Linked DNA regions of Homo sapiens: regions 2 and 3 are each linked to region 1. The links are chromatin contacts, found by Hi-C in ENCODE. All regions are on one chromosome and are shown on one strand. Each heading gives the region's core, a stretch centred on a gene start or an enhancer-like site at or near the end of the contact. The rest is flanking DNA. Distances are from core to core; before and after follow the strand shown. Region 1 holds the start of SMURF1 (SMAD specific E3 ubiquitin protein ligase 1). Region 2 holds the start of SDHAF3 (succinate dehydrogenase complex assembly factor 3). Region 3 holds the start of FIS1 (fission, mitochondrial 1).

The links. Hi-C counts contacts between places; a loop is a spot of excess contacts on that map. Pooled maps may share reads with other maps.
Region 2: a loop to region 1 is called in a map of B cell, with 18 times the contacts of the local background. The contact joins the promoter of SDHAF3 here to the promoter of SMURF1 in region 1. A Hi-C loop is called at or near these places in 2 of 168 maps with a recorded cell type or tissue (B cell and naive thymus-derived CD4-positive, alpha-beta T cell) and 8 of 50 pooled maps.
Region 3: a pooled map shows a loop between it and region 1 (17-fold over the local background). The contact joins the promoter of FIS1 here to the promoter of SMURF1 in region 1. A Hi-C loop is called at or near these places in 2 of 168 maps with a recorded cell type or tissue (CD4-positive, alpha-beta T cell and CD8-positive, alpha-beta T cell) and 7 of 50 pooled maps.

What each region holds. Positions count from the first base shown.
Region 1 is chr7:99,142,602-99,145,946 of GRCh38, reverse strand. It overlaps SMURF1 (SMAD specific E3 ubiquitin protein ligase 1), which reads left to right and starts at 1,839. Exons shown (of 18, transcript NM_181349.3): 1 at 1,839-2,221. The coding sequence starts at 2,167. It also overlaps a transcript of KPNA7 not described here. RefSeq lists silencers at 1,578-2,077, 2,218-2,547, 2,608-2,657.
Region 2 is chr7:97,116,198-97,119,518 of GRCh38, reverse strand. It overlaps SDHAF3 (succinate dehydrogenase complex assembly factor 3), which reads right to left and starts at 1,821. Exons shown (of 2, transcript NM_020186.3): 1 at 1,622-1,821. The coding sequence starts at 1,795. RefSeq lists enhancers at 1,644-1,733, 2,084-2,163.
Region 3 is chr7:101,243,664-101,246,623 of GRCh38, reverse strand. FIS1 (fission, mitochondrial 1) reads left to right here and starts at 1,543. Exons shown (of 5, transcript NM_016068.3): 1 at 1,543-1,664; 2 at 2,485-2,617. The coding sequence starts at 1,620. RefSeq lists enhancers at 1,520-1,759, 1,850-1,899.

The DNA.
Region 1 (3,345 bases), core at 590-3,089:
ATTCTTGGGTCTTTCTTGAGGATAACTGAAAGAGCCGCAAGGTGCCATAGAAATGACCTAGGACCATCCTTTTATTTGACAGATGTGATGCCTTGAATCCTGCCCAGGAGAGACTCTGCTTTCACTAGGGTCATCCGAGGCAGGCAGGCAGGCAGGCAGGCGGGCAGGCAGGCAGGTATGTCTAGGCGCTCTAGGTAGAAGGCTCTGTTCCGAAGACTGTGACCTTAGGACAGGCACAAGGCTGCAGGGGATGGTAGCAATGGCCCAGAGCCTACTTTCCTTGGGACACACACACACACACACACACACACAGTATTAAAAGAATTTGTTCAAGTTGATTGATGAAGAATCAAATAAAAATAAAAAAGAACTTGTACATGAAAATGGGTAGTGGGGTCTGGGAGCGGTGGCTTAGGCCTGAAATCCCAGCACTTTGGGAGGCTGAAGCGGGCAGATCACCTGAGCTCAGAAGTTTGAGACCAGCCTGGCCAAAACAGCGAAACCCCATCTCTACCAAAAATACAAAAATTAGCTGGGTGTGGTGGCTAACGCCTGTAATCCCAGCTATACAGGAGGCTGAGACACGAGAATCACTTGAACCTGGGAGGTGGAGGTTGCAGTGAGCCAAGACCGTGCCACTGCACTCCAGCCTGGGTGACAGAGTGAGACCCTGTCTCAAAAAACAACAACAACAACAACAAGGTAGTGGGTAAAAAACAAGTTTGATAAACCTAGTTTTCCCTCTTTCTAATAATACCAGTTTATTTCTATAACATGCTAACAGAGAGGAGTTTGTTTGCTGGAGAAAGCGCATAATGAGCTTTTTCTGTGTGTGTGTGTGTGTGTGTGTGTGTGTGTTTTGAGACAGTGTCTAGCTCTGTCACCCAGGCTGTAGTGCAGTGGCCTGATCATAGCTCACTGCAGCCATGAACTCTGGGGCTCAAGTGATCCTCCCACCTCAGCCTCCCAGTACCTGGGACTACAGGCGCGCACCACCATGCCCAGCTAATTTTTGTATTTTTTGTAGAGATGGAGTCTCCCTATGTTGCCCAGGCTGGCCTCAAAGTCCTGGGCTCAAGTGATCCGCCCGCCTCGGCCTCCCAAAGTGCTGGGATTACAGGCTACAGCCACCGTACCCAGCCATGAGCTTTTGGTTCTAACCTGCAACCCCGGGAGAAGGGGAAATTTAGCAGAAGACATGGGAACACAAACCACAATGCCACTTTCTTGTTTGGTAAAATTGTATGCAGAATGGATAATAACAAACATCCGCCTCTCAACTTTATCCCTCCCTCTCATCTCGTTTTCCTTGTCCGTATATGGCACTTCTGCGATTCTGGCAACTTTGTTATGGGTCAGTGGAGCACACCCGTTGCACAGAACACACCTAAGGGCTTTGTCTCTTTGAGAAGTCCCTCCCTTGAACTTGCACGATCGAAAGCTCTTAACTGAAAAAAACTGGTATTGCACGCCTGTGTGCAAGGAGCTTGGTGTGGACACAGCCCACGGTTTCATGCAAACCACTCTTCAGTCACTCAGGAGCCCAGAGCCTCGCAGAGACAGGGGTCAAGACAGAGGGCGACCGCGCGCTGGGTCCCGGGGCCAGCTCTGCTCTCCCTTCCCGGGCTCGGGGCCAGACCCTCCCACCCACCGACCACAGGAAGGGTGAAGACCCCAACCCGCGGGATCCGGGCCCCGCGCGCCCGAGGCAGGCGTGCGGGCGACGTAGCAGCGCACCCCGCCCCGCCCCAGCGTACGTGGCGGGGGCGCGCACGCACGCAGGCGCGGGGGCGCGCAGGGCCGGGCCGGCACGGCGGCGGGCGCGCGCGCGGCTCGGAGAGGCGGCGGCAGCGGCGGAAGCGGCGAGGGCGGCGGGCGTCCGGCTCTGAGGTGGTGGAGGCGGCGGAGGCGGCGGCGGAGGCGGCGGCGGCTCGGGACTGGGCTCGGCTGGAAGCAGCGAGGGTCAGAGCGCCGCAGCAAGCGCCGATCTCCCGGCTCGACCATCCGCCTGCCGCCCGGACGCCTGGGCCGCGGAGTTTGTGTCCCGGCTCGGACCCCGGCGCCCAGCCCGGAGCCGTAACCTTGAGGCGGCGGCGGCGGGGCCGGGCCGGGCCGGGCTGGGGGGCGGTGGCGCTGGATCCGCGGCTGCCCGATCGTTGGCGGGAGATGTCGAACCCCGGGACACGCAGGAACGGCTCCAGCATCAAGATCCGTCTGACAGGTACGGCCGGCGGGAGGCCCACCCGCGCCCCGGCGCCCCCTCGCCCGCCCCGGAATTCCCCGCAGGGCGCCCTTGGAAGCGGCCCTCCCCCACGCCGGCCGTTGTCCCAGGACCTCGTCACCCCCTTCGGCGTGCGCCCCTCGCTTCTCCCTCCTGGCCCCGCCCCCTCGCCGTTGCCCGGCCCCGCCCCCTGGCCGCTCGCGCCCCCTCGGTCTCGCGTTCCCTCCCGTTCCCCCGCACCTGCCCCCTCGCATCTCCGTCCTGGCCCCGCCCCTCTCATTTCCATTCATGGCCACGCCCCTTGCATCTCCTTCCCTGGCCCCGCCCCTCGCTTCTCTTTTCCTGGCCCCGCCCCTTGCATCTCCTTCCAGGCCCTTTCCCCTCACCTCTCCCCGGCTCGGCCCCTTGCCTCTCGCTTCCCTTCCTCTCCCTAGCACCTGACCCCTCGCTTCTCCCCCCAGGCCCCGCCCCCTTGCCTTTCACCTCCATCCCTGTGGTCCTTTCTCTTCCCCACCTTTCCTCCCCAAACCTGACCCCGCCCATCTCTCTGGCCCCACCCCCTCGCTCCTCTCTGCTCCCGCCTCCTAACTTTCTGTCCCCGCCCCCTCGCTTCTCCCTGCGTCCAGCTCCCTCGCTTCTCTCTGGTCCCGCCTCCTCACTTCTTTCCTAGCCTGGGCCCTCACTTCTTCCTGGTCCCGCCTCCTCACTTCTTTCCTAGCATCGGCCCTCACTTCTTCCTGGTCCCGCCCCCTTGCTTCTCTCCTTTTTTTCTCCTCCGCCGTTTTTACCCCCTCCCTCCTTCTCCTCGCTTCCCATCCTCTCCGCCCACCTGCCCCCTCGCTTTTCCCTCCTGGCCTTGCCTCTGTTCCCCTGGTCCCATCCCTCACTTCTCACCACTTTCCCATCATCTCTCTTGCTTTCCTGTTTTCCCTCCCACCTGCTCCCTCCCCTCATCCTCCTGGTCTTTCCCACCACTTCCAAGCTATTTTGCTACCTCCCCTTCCACTTGCCCCCTTGCTTCTCCCCTCCTGCCCCCACCCACCCTCTTCTCACTCCCCCATCCTCTTTCGTTTCTCCCTCACCCCCCCACACCGTCCTCCTCCCTTCTTCCCCTAGCCCCGCCC
Region 2 (3,321 bases), core at 572-3,071, 2.0 Mb after region 1:
AACTCTCTACTGTCTTTCTAACTCTTCTGTATGTCTAAAATTATTCCAAGTTTTAAAAAGCTCAATCCCAGTTACCAAGCCTACTAGGTCAACTAACACATTTTTTATTTATGCAGTTCTTTTTTATACCCTCTCTCTCTCCTACAACCTATTATCAATTTTTTCTGAGTTGCTACTCTTTCCTACTTTTTCCCAAAGAGGCTTCCATGTGCTTACATTTTAAGACTTCTTAAAATAACCTTATTTCCTCCCAACAGAGAGCTACTCTCCTTCCTGTACGGCCACAAAATGACCTACCATAAAAGATGTAAAATACTTTAATACAGTATCTTATAGCTTCATAACAATTAGCAATACACAAGTGCTTGTAAATACATTTACATACGTAAATTTTGAGATGCATAAACACTTATTATTTTATAGATGAGAAAATAAGACTAGAAAAATTATGTGATCTGACACTTAAAATGTCAGAGACTGAATCTGAATCCAGTTCTTCAGGCTCCAAAACCAAATTACCTTATTAAAATAAAGTGCTCTGTGTCTGAAAAGCTTCAACTTCCCTGCTTCAGGCAAGCGAATTACATCAAATACACCATGATTTTCAAGAAAGTTCTAAATTTCCCGATTGTTCTAAATGTCGCTCTTAAAAGCTTCAATAATTATACAAAAAAGAATTCTGGAAGTCAGTGCAAAGTTTGTGTTCACCCTAACCATTCTTTTGATTTTTTTTTACAAAGCCGACTTCAGTCATCTCCCCTTCAACTATTTAGGCCGAAGAACCGCTTACCTCTATTTTCATATCAGCTCCAACTCATGCTTTCAAATATCTGAGCTGTCATTCCAATCTCTAATTCCATTCATTTATTTATATTTGCAAATGAAAACTAGGGGCAATCCTGCAGGGCCCCGAGCCCCACGAAATACTCTGAATATCTTTTTTCCTTTACTCAAAAAAAAAAAAAAAAAGTCAAACGACTTATTGCTAATGCATGTGTCTGTTTAATATTTAGCGCAATGGTGCAGGGCGAAGTAACAATGACTTGAGACCGGAGGAAACAACTTTCGCCTGACTTAACTGCCACCAGCATTTTTCTCCTTCACAGTTTGTAATCTCCAACCTTTTGTAATCTTTTTCATGTTACCTGATTTCTGTATCAGCCAAGTGAGAAAATTATTTAAACCCAACCAAAAGCGCTGAGATTAAATAATAAATTACGGAAATAAGCCTTTAAATTTGAAAACTAATAAGAGAACCATTAATTTATTAATGGGCGCTTACTAGGTGCAAAGGCACTTAAAAGGACAAAAAGCTCCTGAGGTTTTTGAGCACTTAACGACGACTTGCTCATTTTTGTGACCTCCTACCCTCACCCTTTGAGCACCTGGCATCTGCAGGAGCTCAAAAGTTGAACTGAATTGGGGACGCTGAAGTAACAGGATCTGCTCTAGTGAGAAACCCGTGGGAGAAACTTTGGAAAGTGTTACCTGAACAGCATTACGCTATTTCAAACAGAACAGGTTGCTGCTCTGTTTAACCCCGCATGGGGGACTGGAACTAGAAACCTGGACACCGAGGAACCCCAAAGGTCTTGGGCAAAGAGAAGGGAGCGTCACTTGCCTCCCATTCTTGCAAGAAACGCTGTGCCTCGTCAGAACCAACGGTCTTATGTCTCCTAAATTCGTCTTTCACGTACTGGTCGCCCAGGGATTTGAGGTCCGGGGGCAGAACACGGTGCAGCTGCAAGACGCGCTTGTACAATGCCCGGACTCGAGAAACGTGCCGCCCCGGCATAGCGCCCCACGCCGACCGCCGACTGCGCCTGCGCAGAGGGACGGCGCGTTCCCGCACTTCTGCGAACTTGCGTATTAGTGAACCGGAAGGCAGACGAAAGAGGGCGCGCGACCTCTATCCGGTTTGGTCCCTTGCACAATCAGGTCCTCCCGGAAACCCAAGCTCCGCTGCGGGCGGAAAACGGGTCGGTCCTTCTCTAGGAGGGGCGTGGCCCTCGTGGAGTCGCGCCTGCGCCTCGTCGTGGCTTCTTCTGGCCTGCGTCCTGACGACACAGGCCTTGAAAGAGAGAGGTCTGTGGTGGGCCGTTGTCATTTCTCAGTCCCACTCCACTGTCTTTTTCATTCAACTTCGTTTCTGTCCTCCTACCAAAGGCCTGAGAAAAGCTTCGTTAAGATCGGGCTCCTCCGGGATTCCTTCCATGGTTCCCAACCCATTTGAGGCATTTAGAGTATTACTGCACCCTGCTTTAGGGATCAGAGTGAGATTAATCTCGCCATCCACTAGCTCACCAACCCACGCTCTTTGCACAGCGCTGTTCTCCCAATTTATACTCTGGGCATGGGCTCTTCCTTGCAAACAACCCAAGTGAGCCCAGAGCTGGCGGACTCCTTAGCCAAAGTCAAGTTGGCTGCTGAAGGATCCTTGGGAAGAGTTTTAAACGTATTGTTTCCAGGACCACGACCCTGGAGATTCTGGTTAAATAGTCTAGGATAATAAGAACGAGGAATCTAGAAATTTACAAAGCTCTATCTTTTGCGAAGGTAATACTGAGAGTAGAACTGGTTTCCAAAGCTGGCAGCTCCTTGTGTTGTCCTTTCCTGTCACACGTTTGGTTCTTCAGCAAATCCTGATGGCGTCACCAACAAAAATGCAGAAATCAACCATTTCGCCCCATGTACTCTACCACAATCTCTCTCCACTGGATATTGTGTTAGCTTCCATATCTGTGTTCAGCTTCTGGTCATGACCAACTTTGGTCATGCTCCAACATAATTTAAATTAAATTTGGCCTAAAATTTCCTCCCTACTCTGAGTTGCTATGTAGGGAACTGCAACCTAACTTAGTATGTAAATTAACTGCAACTGAGAGTATATTCTTGTGACAAGTAGCTGAGCTTCAGCCAATCACAGGCTGCCAACTGATCAGACTATGTGCATATAAGGCAAATACGTCATAATGTCCTGCCCAAATAAGACTAGCCCAACTGTAAGCAATCAAGCTGTTTCTGTGGGGCACTTCCTTTTTCTGTCTATAAATACTGCCTGCCCACAGTGCTGGGTAGAGCTCTCTGAACCTCTCCCTGTTAAGTGCTGCTGCCTGATGAATGCCTCATAAATCGTGTGTGTGTGTGCACGTGCGCTCGTGCAAATAAACTTTATTAGATTTAACTTGTTTAAAGTTTTTCTTTTAACAATCTAAACTGTAAATCGGATCATTTCACTCCTCTGCTCAACAAAAGCCTCCAGGGATTTTCATCAGAGTAAAGCCCAGTCTCTAGCCCTTAAAGGTTTAAATTTTCTCCTAT
Region 3 (2,960 bases), core at 294-2,793, 2.1 Mb before region 1:
TGGGAGGCTGAAGCAAGAGAATCGCTTGAACCCAGGAGGCGGAGGTTGCAGTGAGCCGAGATTGTGCCACTGCGCTCCAGCCTGGGTGACAGAGCGAGAAACTGTCTCGGAAAAAAAAAACAAAAAACAAAAAACAACCTGGGTGTGGTGGTGCACACCTGTAGTCCCAGCTTCTTGGGAGACTAAGGCAGGAGGATTACAGGAGCTCAGGAGGTCAAGGCTGCAGTAAGCTCTGATTGTGCCGCTGCATGCACTCCAGCCTGGGCCACAGAATGAGACCCTGTCTCTAAAAAATAATAAAAATTAAAGGGGCTTTGCAAACGCGGAAGGTGTCTGGATGATTATCCCCTGCATGTGCAGTGCCTTGTTTACAATTAATTTGCTTTTTCCGTGTTTATTCAACAAATATTTATTGAGCCCTCACTCTCTGCCAAGCCCTGTGCTAGATGCTGGATAAGCAAGGTAAGTCTCTGCCCTCAAGGAACTTACACTCCAATGTGACTCAAGGGGAAAAGAATTTGAAAGTTGCTACTTACCCAGTCCCCTCACTGCACAGAAACTGAAGCCAGAGGTGTCCACACCTTTCTCCTTCCCATGCTCTGATAGCTCCTCACTGCTAAGCTCCCCATTGCCCGTGACCCCATGTGGCAGGTTTCCCGCCTGGGGTGCACTCCCAAAATGGTTTATGTAAATAATATTGAAAATTGGACCTTCTCTGCCAATAATGGGGCCGTTGCTTTTTGAAAAACTTCCCGTTGATAGTGTCTCCTATGACTACCCCTGTGTGGCTGTGTGGTTTACAGATCCAGTTGCCTCTGCTCTTGCATTGTGAGAGTCAGCAGAGGCCCAAGAAACCCCGATACTAGTTTGCTGCTGTTGGTGGGTTTTTTGAGACAAGGTCTCTGTCGCTCAAGCTGGAGTGCAGTGGCGCGATAACTCACTGCAGCCTCGAACTCCCGGACTCAAGCGATCCTCCTGCCTCAGCCGCCCCAGTAGCTGGGAGTACAGGTGCACGCCACCACGCCGGTTGATTTTTTTAAAAATTTTGTAGAGATAGGGTCTCGCTATGTTGCTCAGGCTGGTCTTGAACTCCTGGCCTCCAGCGATCTTCCCGCCGCGGCCTCCCAAGTTGTTGGGCTTCGGACGTGAGCTACGCGCCGGGCTCCCGGTTCTAGTTAAGATTTTGTTGCAGGCGATGAATAGTCACGTGGCCTCCAAGGTCCTAGATTTCTGAGGGGCGTCAGCTTGGCACCCTAATGTACTGTGATCTCTGGTCAGCTACCCACCCTCTTTTTGCTGTTTTCATCCTGGGGGCTAACCGCCAAGACATGGCCTCCAGTTTCCCTAGGGAAGCCTCCACAGAGGAAGGCACCGGCTGAGGCACCTGGGAAGACCAACCTGGGGAAGGTCTCCCTGCGCGCAGTCTGCGGGCTGGAGGGACCGGCCGAGCCTGCGCACTAGCGCCCCGCCGGCGCTGCTGAACTGAGAGGAAGGGGCGGGGCGTCGCCAGGTCGTGCCAGCATCCGCCGGACGCCGGAAGTGGTTCTCCGCCCCTGCCACTGGGCCATGGAGACTGTGGCACAGTAGACTGTAGTGTGAGGCTCGCGGGGGCAGTGGCCATGGAGGCCGTGCTGAACGAGCTGGTGTCTGTGGAGGACCTGCTGGTGAGGCCTGGCCCGGACAGAGGGAAAGGGAAGGTCGGAGGGCGGGTCCTGAGGAGAGTCAGGTAGGGGCCGAACCCTCCTCCCGGCATCGGCTTGGCCGAGGGAAGCCGAACTACGGCTCCCGGCAGCCTCCACAGCGCCTGGCTCCTGCCCGGAGGGCCTGCTATGCCGCAGAGGCTCCTGGGAGTTGTAGTGTCCTGAGCCCCCCACACCTCAGACTACGGGCCTGGAGCCCGACCGTGGTTAGACTGACGGGATCTGGGATCATGCAGGAGCTGTGAGCTCAGGGCGCTCCTCCAGCGGTGGAGGAATACAGTGACCATCATAAGGTGTCACCTATTACTGCGTCCGGCACGGTGCTAAGGCATCGCATGCCAGATCTCAGTCTTTGTAGCTCTAGGAGGTAGGCACTACTTCTATTCCTGGACAATAAAAGGTCCAGGCCCGGCAGGGTGGGGCAGGATGGGGCCAGCAGCCTCAAATGAGGACCGCGTGGGCTGTTGAGCAGTTCTGACAGCGTGTTTACTGTTCGGCCGCCGGGGTCAGCTGCTCCGGGAGCGGTGCCTGGAGCTGCCACCAGGTGGCATCTCCGCTCGGTACCGCCGCGGGGAGGGGAGACCGGGGGCCTCTGTCCCAAGAGCTGGCCCGCAGGCCCGGAGGAGCCGAAAGCCTGGGTCCCGGGCATGGAGATAGCAGAAGCTGGGGTGCCAGATACCGAGACCTGCGAGGGAAAGGGGCAGAGCCAGGGAGATGGCATGTCCAGATAGAGAATGGTTGACGCCCTACATTTCTAAATGATTCCTTTCCTCCCCTGTGGCAGAAGTTTGAAAAGAAATTTCAGTCTGAGAAGGCAGCAGGCTCGGTGTCCAAGAGCACGCAGTTTGAGTACGCCTGGTGCCTGGTGCGGAGCAAGTACAATGATGACATCCGTAAAGGCATCGTGCTGCTCGAGGGTGAGGCGCTGTACTCTCCCTTTCCCGCTGCCATCTGGGCTGCTCTGCGATGTGGGCCCCGTAGTCCAGGCACCTCTGAGTTGTCTCCGGTAGATTTACTGCACCAAGGGCTATACTTAGCTTGACGTCTCCCAGTGAACTTTTGGCTACTTACCGCCCACCATTGTTTTGCCAGACAGAGTGTAGCATGTCAGTTCCCCCAGGACTGTCTTGATCTGGGAAAGTGACTTGAGGTCACCCAACTAATCAGTTAATGGCTGAATTGGGACTAGAAGCTCCTGTTTTGTGAGACCTAGGCCCATGCCCTTCCCCCCAACACCACCACCGTGTTGCTTAGCAGCTA